Regions from separate parts of the Homo sapiens genome. Here region 1 is linked to region 2. Evidence: chromatin loops called from intact Hi-C (ENCODE). Cell type or tissue: dorsolateral prefrontal cortex. All regions are shown on one strand. Links, peaks and the distances in the headings refer to the core of each region. The heading gives the core; the rest is flanking DNA. Region 1 overlaps LOC105376387 (a long non-coding RNA gene). Region 2 overlaps LOC105376387 (a long non-coding RNA gene).

The links. A loop is a pair of places that touch in the nucleus more often than their neighbours do. Peaks named below come from ENCODE experiments on the same cell type or tissue, not always from the same donor. Only the 100,000 strongest peaks of a DNase experiment are listed, where the experiment ranks them.
Region 1: it touches region 2 in a loop (2.1-fold over the local background); 3 of 110 quality-filtered maps call a loop at or near these places.

The regions. Positions count from the first base shown.
Region 1 is chr10:7,083,243-7,088,625 of GRCh38, reverse strand. The region is part of intron 1 of LOC105376387 (a long non-coding RNA gene); the gene reads left to right. Among named protein-coding and RNA genes, the nearest start is that of LINC02665, 10 kb to the left of the region's middle. RefSeq lists an enhancer at 5,217-5,383. In dorsolateral prefrontal cortex, for the core only: CTCF peaks have their summits at 2,402 and 2,603; DNase peaks (open chromatin) are centred at 2,599, 2,845 and 3,356; H3K4me3 peaks cover 1,041 bases; H3K27ac peaks cover 2,845 bases.
Region 2 is chr10:6,996,592-7,001,974 of GRCh38, reverse strand. The region is part of intron 2 of LOC105376387 (a long non-coding RNA gene); the gene reads left to right. Among named protein-coding and RNA genes, the nearest start is that of LINC02665, 97 kb to the left of the region's middle. In dorsolateral prefrontal cortex, for the core only: no CTCF peak of the experiment used is centred there; a DNase peak (open chromatin) is centred at 2,250; H3K4me3 peaks cover 510 bases; H3K27ac peaks cover 5,000 bases.

The DNA.
Region 1 (5,383 bases), core at 153-5,152, 87 kb before region 2:
GATAAATGTATTTATACTTGTCAGCATTAGAATACTCAATTTCATCTGTAGAATGACCAAATTGAAATAGATAATCCTCGGTCTTACAGACCTAATGGAAGAAGCAGATCCATGTACCTAAAGAATGCAAAATGAGCTATTCATAGACCATGGGCCTATTTTTGCCTTTCTTGACAACTTTAATTATTTTTTTAAACTAAGGGCTCCTTCATTCTTTCGGAGTCCCCAGTACTTCAGTGAATGATAGTGTTCTTGAGTTTCTATGAGCACATTAGAATTTTACACCTTCGAGGTTAACAGAGCCTGTTTTTATGTGCTGATGGCTATAATCAAAGCACAGGATTACTTAAACTAACAAGCGAGGATCCATCCCAATAGAAATGTAAACAGAACTTTAATCCATCATTTTGCTAATGGTCCTTTCCTGGTACATTCATCAGCCTCCGTTCCAGCTTTTGGCCTAATACATACACTGTGTTGTTTTATGACCTCTCCTCTGACTGTTAATATAGGAAAGGAGGTGTTATGTCTCCCATTACACAGAGACATAATGGAATGAGGGACTTGCTGGAGATTGCATTTTCTATCATTGCGTAGGTCTTCTAACTGGACGAATGCCAGTTTTCCCTCCTGGTCTCGGCCCAAGTCCTTCCTTTGGCATTCCCAATTTCCTTTTGTATTCAGAATGAATCTCATGTTCACATGGATATGCTTAGAGGTGGCAAACCAGCATCTTCCAAGTGGGTGTCCTTGATGTCAACAGAAGAGAAACAGACCAAATGGCCTGGCATGGCCCTTTGCCCGCACTGCTTTGTAGCCAAGATAGAAACTAAAGCCCATTGGCTTCATCTGGACACTAATCCAGATAAACATTTAAGCACATGTATTTGTCCACGGGTGCTATTTGTCCTGAAGCACAGTGAAATTTAGTCTAACACTTGATTTCATGTTTTGATGTTTCTTTCTCTGCAATCTGATACTGTTGTAAGCATGAATATACTAGTGTGCTAGGGCTACCATAACAAAGTAGCATAGACTGGGAGGTTTAAACAACAAGAATGTATTTTCTCATCATTCTGGAGGCTTGGCAGACCAAGATCAAGACGTTGGCAGGGTTGGTTCCTTCTGAGGCCTCTCTCCTTGGCTTGCAAATGGTGCCTTCTCTTTGTGTCTTCACGTTGTCTTTCCTTGGTGTGTGTCTGTGTCCCAATCTCCTCTTCTTATATAGACACAAGTCAGATCGGATGAAGGCCCAGCCTAATGACCTCATTGGAATTTAATTACATTTGTAAATTCAGAGTGAATGGGGGTCAGGAGTATAACATGTGAATTTTAGGGGATGTAATTCAGCCCATAACAATAAAGTTGGTGGTTTACCCAGATGACTACAGGTTGGGGACACTTCTGAAAGGACAGATGGACTACATGAGCTATGTGGCACAGTCAGATGTCGAGAAACTTTGCTATGCCTCCGAAGTCAATGCCCGCGGCTGCCACATTCTTGGAAATAAAGGTAGCTTTAACAAACATACGTTTGACATGGAGTTGTAAACAGCGGAAATGTGATAGATGTACATAGCCAGAGTTTCAGGATTTCAGAGATTTGGTACCTGTTATGTATATACTTTCTTAAATGGCAGCTCCAACTGGTAGCAGCTCTGAAGAGCAGTGGCTATATACTAGAGAAAATGAGAAGGAAGACACATGTAGGAGCTGCTACTGTGTGATAGGAACTTTAAGCACCGGGGACTTGGTAATGATTTCCCTGAGAGGCAGTGTCCAGGTCCCTAATTCTGTGGACCCTGTGAAATAGACTAGAGGCAAGCACACAAAGTAAAGGCAAAAAGAGAAAGGAAAGCAAAGAATGGAAACTGCTGAACTCTGCATTACAGAACAGAATGAAACGTCGCCCAACATTTCACGAGGTTAGCCATCATCTTTCTTTACAAGTTATCCAGTTCCATTTGTTTGGGGCGTTTTCTTCCTTAACTCCCATGGAAAAATAAATACATCATTTTTTTTTTTGAACTGTGGGTGGAATGAACTCTTTAGAAATTGATATGGGCATCCTCTTGGCTAGATTCCTGCCACTCAACCAAGTAAAGGAACTCACGCGGCTGCAGGACTAAGCTCCTCCCACGTCTGCCGCTGTGGTTGGATGTGCAGGCTGAGAGCGTCGTCTTGGATCCTAGCACCCACCGTGCCTAGCACACAGTAGGTGTTCAGCACATGCCTGCTAGACTGACGTGTCAGATAGTGTTTCAGTTTACCCAATAGTCATGAGTGTCAGAATAGCTGGCTGTCGGCTGGAGCTGGGAGTACATTCCAGGGTAAGTATTAATGTTTCAGCGCTGCTGCGTGCAAATCATACTGTTCTGTATTCCCTCTTCCCACCACAAAATGTGTTTATGTGGATTAAATAGGGTTATTAGGGGTAGCAGGGATAATCAAACCCAAGTTCTACCATACAGTCACTTTTGCCCGGTGAGCTTAATTTAGACACATAGAGGTCAAATTACAAATGGCTGAGCTCACAGAAGCTTCAGTTTCTGGTTCTAGCCACAGGGGGAGAAAGCAGAGCTGGAGACATTCCCAGTTTCTAGGTTCTCATACAAAAACCAACTGGCTGCCACAGCACAGTCACCGAAGAGGGAAGAAGACAAGGAGAGGTCAGAGTTCAAACTCAATTCCGGGAATTTTGTCTTGAGATTGTTTGCCTTTCTTTAATTTTCAGAATTGAGATTCTTCCTGCCTGGGTCTATTACAATTGACTTTAAACTGGAGGAGGTTAAAAAAAGTTTCATAGAGTGAGCAAAAAAACAATGCATCTATTTACGGGCCAAGCTACTCTCCCCTCCCCCATGCAGGCACAGGCAGGCAGGGAACGATTTTTCTGGGGAAAGATTTTTCTTTCTTTTTTAACGCAATGACAAACACTATTTACTAATGTTAAAAAAAAACAAAAACAAAAACAGAAGGAGCTATGTTCTTACCACAAAATAACAACACTGTAGATCACACTAAGTGAAGGGTCCACATCTTATAAACACAACACACTGCATTACTCCACAGTGAGTTATGATGTTTCATTGCAGGGAGCAGCGGAGTCTGAATCTATTAATGATTCATGCTTGCCTCAGAAGACCATAATGTATACTAATCAGACCCAACCGGGGGACAAGAGCACTTTAAATGCATTTGTCCAGTTAATAGTTTGACTTGATCTGATATTTCATTGGGTCACCGACCTTTTCATTGTAGGTAATGTGCAGAGGAAAATGTATGGCTGACACCCTGAAGAATCGACAGAGGACTTGCTGGTTACCAAGCAACGTGCTACCTAAGCTTTGCCTCTGCGTAATTCTGCCAATACTTCTTGCAGTTGATGAGCTTAAGTGTAGCCCTGTGAGCTTGTGAGTGCGTGTATGTGTGTGTGTGTTTTGGGGAGCAGAGACACTACAGGCAGAGAGTAGCTCATTCAGACTGCTTTTTATAGGCATTAAGCAATAAGTTCCCATAATAAACTGCCATGCCACAGTTAATACTCAATAAACAGTATGGTTTATAAGCAATTAGGGACCCAAATCTCAAAATAAGACAGTTCCGCAGAATGAGAGCATCCACTCTAACAAGGCTCAGTAAGATATGTGGCTTGTTAAAAGTGTCATAATTCTCCTTTAAAAAGCAATTAACAGTTTGGTATATTTTGGTCTGCCAAACACAGAGTTTCTTAATCAAATGTGAACACAATCAAAGAGCCACTTCTCAGCTTTACATAATGGACAGTCAAGTACACAGAAAGCACAGCTGAAAATAAAAGGATGAATTGATGTTCTCTCCTGTTTGTTTATCAACCTGTGAGTCCATTGAAGACATCAAGATGAGTCAGATAAATGCATTTTGTCAGGTTTTCAAAGAAAGCCAGCCAGCTTCTCTATTTTGCCAAGGTCTTTGTATTTCCTAGTAACTTCGTAGGTTAAAAAAATATGTTTTCCAGCTCCTTCTTTAAACTGTAGGTGATTGGAGAAATAACACACGTTTGCTTGTTTGTCTTTTATAACCACAGACACAAGCATCTGGTCCTTACTCCGTGCAGCTGCAGGAACATCACTGCCTCTTACCGGATTCGTTGCGAGGTATTTTGCAACAGGATTCCAATGCCCAGTTGCGGGTTTCCTTTAACTACCATATCTGAGGCCCAGCAACTCTATTTTTAAATACACTTGCAAGTGATATAAGCTTCCAACACTATGTACAAGGTGATGGGATGCTGGACAGAGACCGATGTATTTCCTTCTTCAGGGACTTAGCATCCAAGACAGATTTACAAACGACTACACATTTCCTGTTAAAGCACATTGAAATGAATGCACAGTAGATCAATACTATGGGCCTTCTAAAATCACTTATTTGACTCTCTTATCTATAAATTGAGTAATTTTAAAAATTAAGAATGGAGAGAAATGTGCAGAGAGGACGAAAACTTTAATGTGTACTTAGATAGTTGGAAATGTCAAATTAAACCAAATTTAAAAATTGATCCCTCCTCCTTCTGTTCCCACCAGCTCCAGGCATTTATGATGTTCTAGGAAAGTATCTGTTGAAATTCCTGCACTTTATGACATTCCCCCTTTCTATCCAGCTTAATGCGTGGGTAGTAGAATGTAAATGTATTCATATTTACCAGCATTAGAAGCCTCAATTTCATCTGTAAAATAACCAAAGTGAAACAGATAATTTCTAGTATTTTTTCTCTGGCAACCTATGATTCAGCAAATCACTGAACTCTTAAAAATTTTCATAACGTATATGGAGGTCTAGGAAAGTGAAATCAGTCAGAAAAAAATAATAAGTAATGTGGTCCACAGACTTCTTTGAAAGACAAGTATAAATATTCAGACTAAAAACCAAACTTCAAATGAACTGAAGTTTAGAAAATCTTCTAAGCCAAACTTCTGGGACAATGAATTAATTTTCATAGTCAGGATTGGGGGACTATTCAGAATAGGCTGAGAAAATTCTATTCTTCCTACTGGGAATATTTAGAAGGTCACTACACCAACATCACACCAACCTCCATCTAGATAAGTATGAATAGTCCTCAAACCAATGGATGTTGATATATTTTATCCACTCCACGAGCATTTAAAAGGTGTGCTGCATGTTCCGTGTCTCAGACATTACACTCTCTGGGGTGATTCTAATCACCCCTCCCTTTATCCCCACTCTGCTGTACTCACTTTCCAATTCTGAACACGAGAGTTGGAGACCAACTCATGGATGTCTTAGCTTCCTAAGAGAGGATGAATGTAGGGTCCTAAGGACTCATTCAGGAATGCCAAAGTTCCTCTCTCCTTAGCAGAGTGTAGAGGATTAGCCAGAG
Region 2 (5,383 bases), core at 124-5,123:
GGGCTCAAGTGAGCCCCCTGCCTCCACCTCCAGAGTAACACCTACAAGGGTGCACCACCATACCTGGCTAAGTTTAAATAAATTTTATAGATATGGGGTCTTGCTATGTTTCCCAGACTGGCCTCCAAATCCTGGGCTCAGGCGATCCTCCCACCTCGGCTTCCCAAAGTGCTGGGATTATAGATGCGAGCCACTGCACCTGGCCCCTCTGATTTTATATAATTTGTTTTCTTTCTGCTGTATTATTTTGTTTTTACAGAAAGCTGAAATCTGCATCCCTACAGCTTCTATATCTTATCCAGGTTCAGTTCCCTGGATTTGTTAGAACAACAGTTCTAATTGATGCTTCTTAGGAAACTGCTCTGTGGGAATGGTTTGTTTCTGTCCCACCCGGCCTCAGCTGCTTGAATCGGGGAATTAGAATCATCTGAAGTTCTGCACACCCTGTGCCTGGGATCTGGCTACGAAGATCAAGGCACTGAGGTCTTGAATCCCTCGGGCCCCTCAGGCACAGCTACCTCTATGGGCTCTCTGTAACAGGGCAGCTTCTGGGTGGTCAGCATCCTCCACGGTGGCTCAGGGCTCCAGAGATACCTGTCCCAAGAGAGAACCAGGCAGAAAGCTAGCCACAGAAGTCACAGGGGGCCACTTCTGATGCATCTTATCCCTCACAAGCAAGTCGCTAGATTGATCCCTATTCAGGGAGAGGGAAATTAGACTCTACCTTCTGTGGGAAGAGTGCCAAAGGACTTGCAGACAATTTAACAACCATCCCACCTCTTTTGTATCTTTTGCTTCTTATCACCTCCCATGTCTGGGCATTAGTGTGCCCATGGATGTGGTCCTGTCGCTTCCAACCCACTGGCTGGCCCCCGGTTTCTGGCTTTTCTTCATTTCTGGTTTGACCTTGTGCAGCTATCACTGTCTTGTTTGCCTGTACCATGTCTCTTTCCGGGTGAGAAGGATAATTTTTGACTGCAGCATCAATCAGCAGAAGGAATACCATCTTGTGACATTTCCTCTCCTCCCAGCTCTCAACAGGTGAACGATTGAGTGGGGGTGAATATGAGGGGTAATCCCACAAAAGGCTCTGAAATTACCCAGAAACTCGTGACCCCACAGATTTGTGCCCTGGGCAGATGACCCAGGGGTACAGCTTGACCGAAACAGGTGTACAGGTAATCTCCTAGCGCCCCCCAGCAGCACAGGGACAGATACTACCTCCAGACAGACCCCCTTCCTGTGTTTAGAGGAGATGGCATCTATTTATAGAACTGACTCATCAGTCTCTGCTTGAGGTAGTGGGGGTATCAGAGATCCAATTTATTTCTTTTATTATTATTATTATACTTTAAGTTCTAGGGTACATGTGCACAACCTGCAGGTTTGTTACATATGCATACATGTGACATGTTGGTGTGCTGCACCCATTAACTCATCGTTTACATTAGGTATATCTCCTAATGTTATCCCTCCCCCATCCCCCCACTCCACGACAGGCCCAGTGTGCGATGTTCCCCACCCTGTGTCCAAGTGTTCTCATTGTTCAATTCCCACCTATGAATGAGAACCAACACAAGCACTTATCACTTGCACTGTTGCTGTAAGTGGGCTGAGAGCTAGTCACATAGAGCATATTTAGTGCAAAGAAAGTAATTCACCGAGTCCAGCTCTCCTGTGGTTAGTGGACTTCATACCTAGGCTTGCCTCCTGTAAGCAGAACATAAACAGCCCATTCAAATTAAGAGCTTGTTGAGAACCCACATGGCTGTAACCAAGGCAGCAGCAGCGGCTGCGGCCGCAGCCTCAGAAAGCAAGTGAAGATTCTATTATTTCCCTGGTATTCATAAAAGGGCCACTTTACAACTGTGATCTCAACATGTGTAGAGATTTCACTGAATTTTAAATTTCAGGGCCGACTTTTACAAACAGACATTAAAACTAATAGCTGTGTGCCTGGTGCTTTGAAAGCAAAAGGTGTATTGAGGCAGGATTTGTGCAAAGCTCGTGGGGAGTCACAACAGAGAAAGAAAATGAATATGCAAATGCATAAACAAAAATCCTCTTCATGTGGAATGTTATTACAGATCCACATGGAGAAAGGAACCTTTAAAACGACCATTTCTCTTTGTTGCATGGCTCAAGATGGCTTGGAACTGGGAATCCAGGAGGCATTTTCAATGCATTTTCCATGGTCCCTTGTGAAGAGAAGGGGTGGGTGGAGATTGTGCCAAAGCTGTGCTGTACCAGTCTACCCTGGGTCTAGGGCTGTTTTGGTTTCCTAAATGGACTGTGGGATGAAGAGTGGTTTATTCATTTTCAAACAAAGCCAAGTTTGTGAGCAGCAGACTGATTCCATTCAAAAGGCCAGAGGAGAGGTCAGAACCTACCAGAACTAAACTCACTAGAGACACATGCAAAGGGATGTATTCAACCCCCAGCCCCACCTTCCCATACACACACTCAGGTGTGTGCAACATTGGTATAGCTTGAGCACTGGCTGATTGAGTGTGAGTATAGAAAAGAAAAGACCTAAAGGTTGCAGTGACCCACGGTGTGAAAATCAGCCACAAAACCTCATTGTAGAGCAAGAGACATTAAAAACAAGTGCATTAAACCTGTTTTATTTTCAATAAAAAATTAGGGAATCTCCCCTGCACCACAAAAGCTAATTTCTCAATACTACAAATTGAGGGTTCTTTCCTTTCTTCACTCCTGCCATGTGAGATTGCAAAAGAATTTTAAGGGCATTTTCTCTAACCCATTCTGTTCAAAGCAGGGCAGTTTCTCAGATTTGGGCCCACAGTCTAGTGGGGTCTAATATAGGACTGTGGGCCTTAGACCAGGGGGAATACTGAGAAGCCATGTGCAGATGGACCTGTGGCTTTGCTGCCTGATAGATTGGCATTGTGCAAGCTACATTTGTCCAGTTCCAGGACTGAGCTTCTGCCTCATCCAGGTCCTCATGGTGGGATTTGAGTATCTCAGCCCATTTGGATGCAGCTCTGAAAACATTCCTGGTCCTTGTCAGTGCCCTCTCCTGAAGAAGGTGATTTTTTTCAGCAAGTGGCTGAGGACTGATTCACACCAGTTTCCAAAACTTGCCTTGGTCTGCAGTCTCTTGATGTTATGCGTCACACGACAAGTTGGATTCCCAAGAGCATTGGGTTTAAGACTCCTGATCCCCCATCTCCTTTCCAGCCAAATCTAGTGCTGGGTTCCTCCAGCATCAACCACCTGTTCCTGCTGGTTTATTTTCTTCTCCAGGGAAAAAACAAAGATAATCAATGAAAGTTGCAAAGGGGAGCTTTGGCTTATTTTTGTCCCTCTACCTATCAGAGAATACCTTCTTCTCTGAGAGATATAATTCAAAGGGAAAGTTTGATTCCCATTGCCAGTGTTTGCAGTAAGAGGAGAGAAGGGGCAGCCTCAGCCCTGGCTGGGTTGTTTTGAAGCTCTATATTAAAATTCTTATTGCCACCCTAGTAAGATTGATAGTAATCACCATAAAGACCATCTATCATTAGTTGTCCTGAGGCTGCGATGTAACAGGAGTGAAATTAACTTCAGCTCTCATCTTCCTCCACACTTCCTCTGGGTCCCTGGTGAGGTCTGAGCCTCAGGAGTACTTGTAGCAGGGTGGAGTATTCTCATTCCCCACTTGCCAGGAAAACTGTAGGGAGGGCTTGTCTTCCTGTGCCTTCAGCCAAGGAGAAGTTAATCAGGCTAGAAATTGCATCTCTCAGATTTCTGGAAAAACTCATTCAAAGAACATCTTTACTATGTAGTTAAAGGCTGGGTGTTTAGGGTGGGGGAAGAATGATTAGGAGGAGCATGGGGGAATTTTAGGGCATTGAAAACACTCTTTGTGATACTACAACAGTGGATTTTTCATGCCATTATACATTCGTTCAAACCCATACAACGTTCACACTAAGAGTGAACCATGATATAAACTCTAGATTTGGGGTGATAATGATGGTTCATCAGTTGCAACATAAGTACCCTCTGGTGGGGGATGTTAATACTGGGTGAGGCTGTGCACATGTGGAGGTAGGGGATACAGGGAACTCTCTGTACCTCCTGCTTAATTTTGCTGTGAACCTAAATCTGCTGTAAAAAAAAAAAAAAAAAAAAAAAAAAGCCTAAAAAGAAGCAGCAGCTGGGTTACCAGTTATTCTACATGAGTTGGAAGTGGAGGATTCAACTGTTCCCTAGACTGTCTTCTAATCACCTATTTTTCTTGTCACATTACTCATTACCCACTCCTGCTAACACCAGTTTTGAAGCCTTTCTGTAGCTCTGCCAGAAATTGTGGCTTTTATAACTGCTGCAGCCTTTCCCTTAAGTAATAGATTATGGACTCCGGCCCCCTTGCAATTTTTCTGTTCTCTTCATGGGTGTGGGTAAATCACTTAGTCCTTCTTTACTACTATTTCAGTAAAGTTTCAGGGAGGCACATACGTGTTCTCAGTCTGCCATCTTGAACTGAAACCCGGAAAGCATTTAGACAAATATTTCTGGGTCCCAACCCCATACCTACTGAATCTAAGTTACCTTGTCTGCTGGCCAGATAAAAAGAAAAAGGTAGGTGTGTGTGTGTGTGTGTGTTTTAAATCTCCTGATGACTCTGAAGCAAACCTTCCCTTGAGCAGTGATTGGCCCCTGGGCTGCTGGATCCAGCCCCAGGTCCCAGGCAGATGGGCAATCTGCTCTTTCTCTGCTACCCCAGCCATCCAAACAATTTATATTTTCATTTTGTCCACCATGATATTTCATACTTTTGTGACTGCCTGGATTTCATACGTTGTCTTTTTCACTTGATCAATTACATTCATCCTTCATTCTGTCTTTGATGGAAAACCTTTTTAGTTGCTCTCCTGCCTACAGGGCCTTGCATAGGATGGGCACTTGATATAATAGCATGATTTATACTAGAATTCAGCTGGGTTATGTGGATTAACATGGCGGAAGAAGGACAATGCTAGCAAATAACTAAAAAGTATAGTAGCTCAAAGAACAACTGTATTTTCTGGGCTAATAAATGATAAGAAATTAAATGTTTCTTAAATTGAAATAGAAAAAAAGCATGCAATTAATTTCTGTATTTCCCTTTTGACCTCAGAAGCCTCCATGTCATTTTTTATTTTCATCTATGTCTTTAAATTTTGTGCAACTCCTTAGGTCATGAAAGAGGTACCGTCCTATATCCTATGATAGCAGCCCAGCTGTGTGTTAAGACACAACCTAAAGAAAAGTTTATGTAGGGTGGGAGGCGGGAATGTAAATGTTGTTCACTGGCTGTGTTGAGCTGAATGTACCAGGCTTAGAAGTACAGTCCTCTGGATTCCAAGTGTGATGACAAAGAGAAATAGATTCAGAT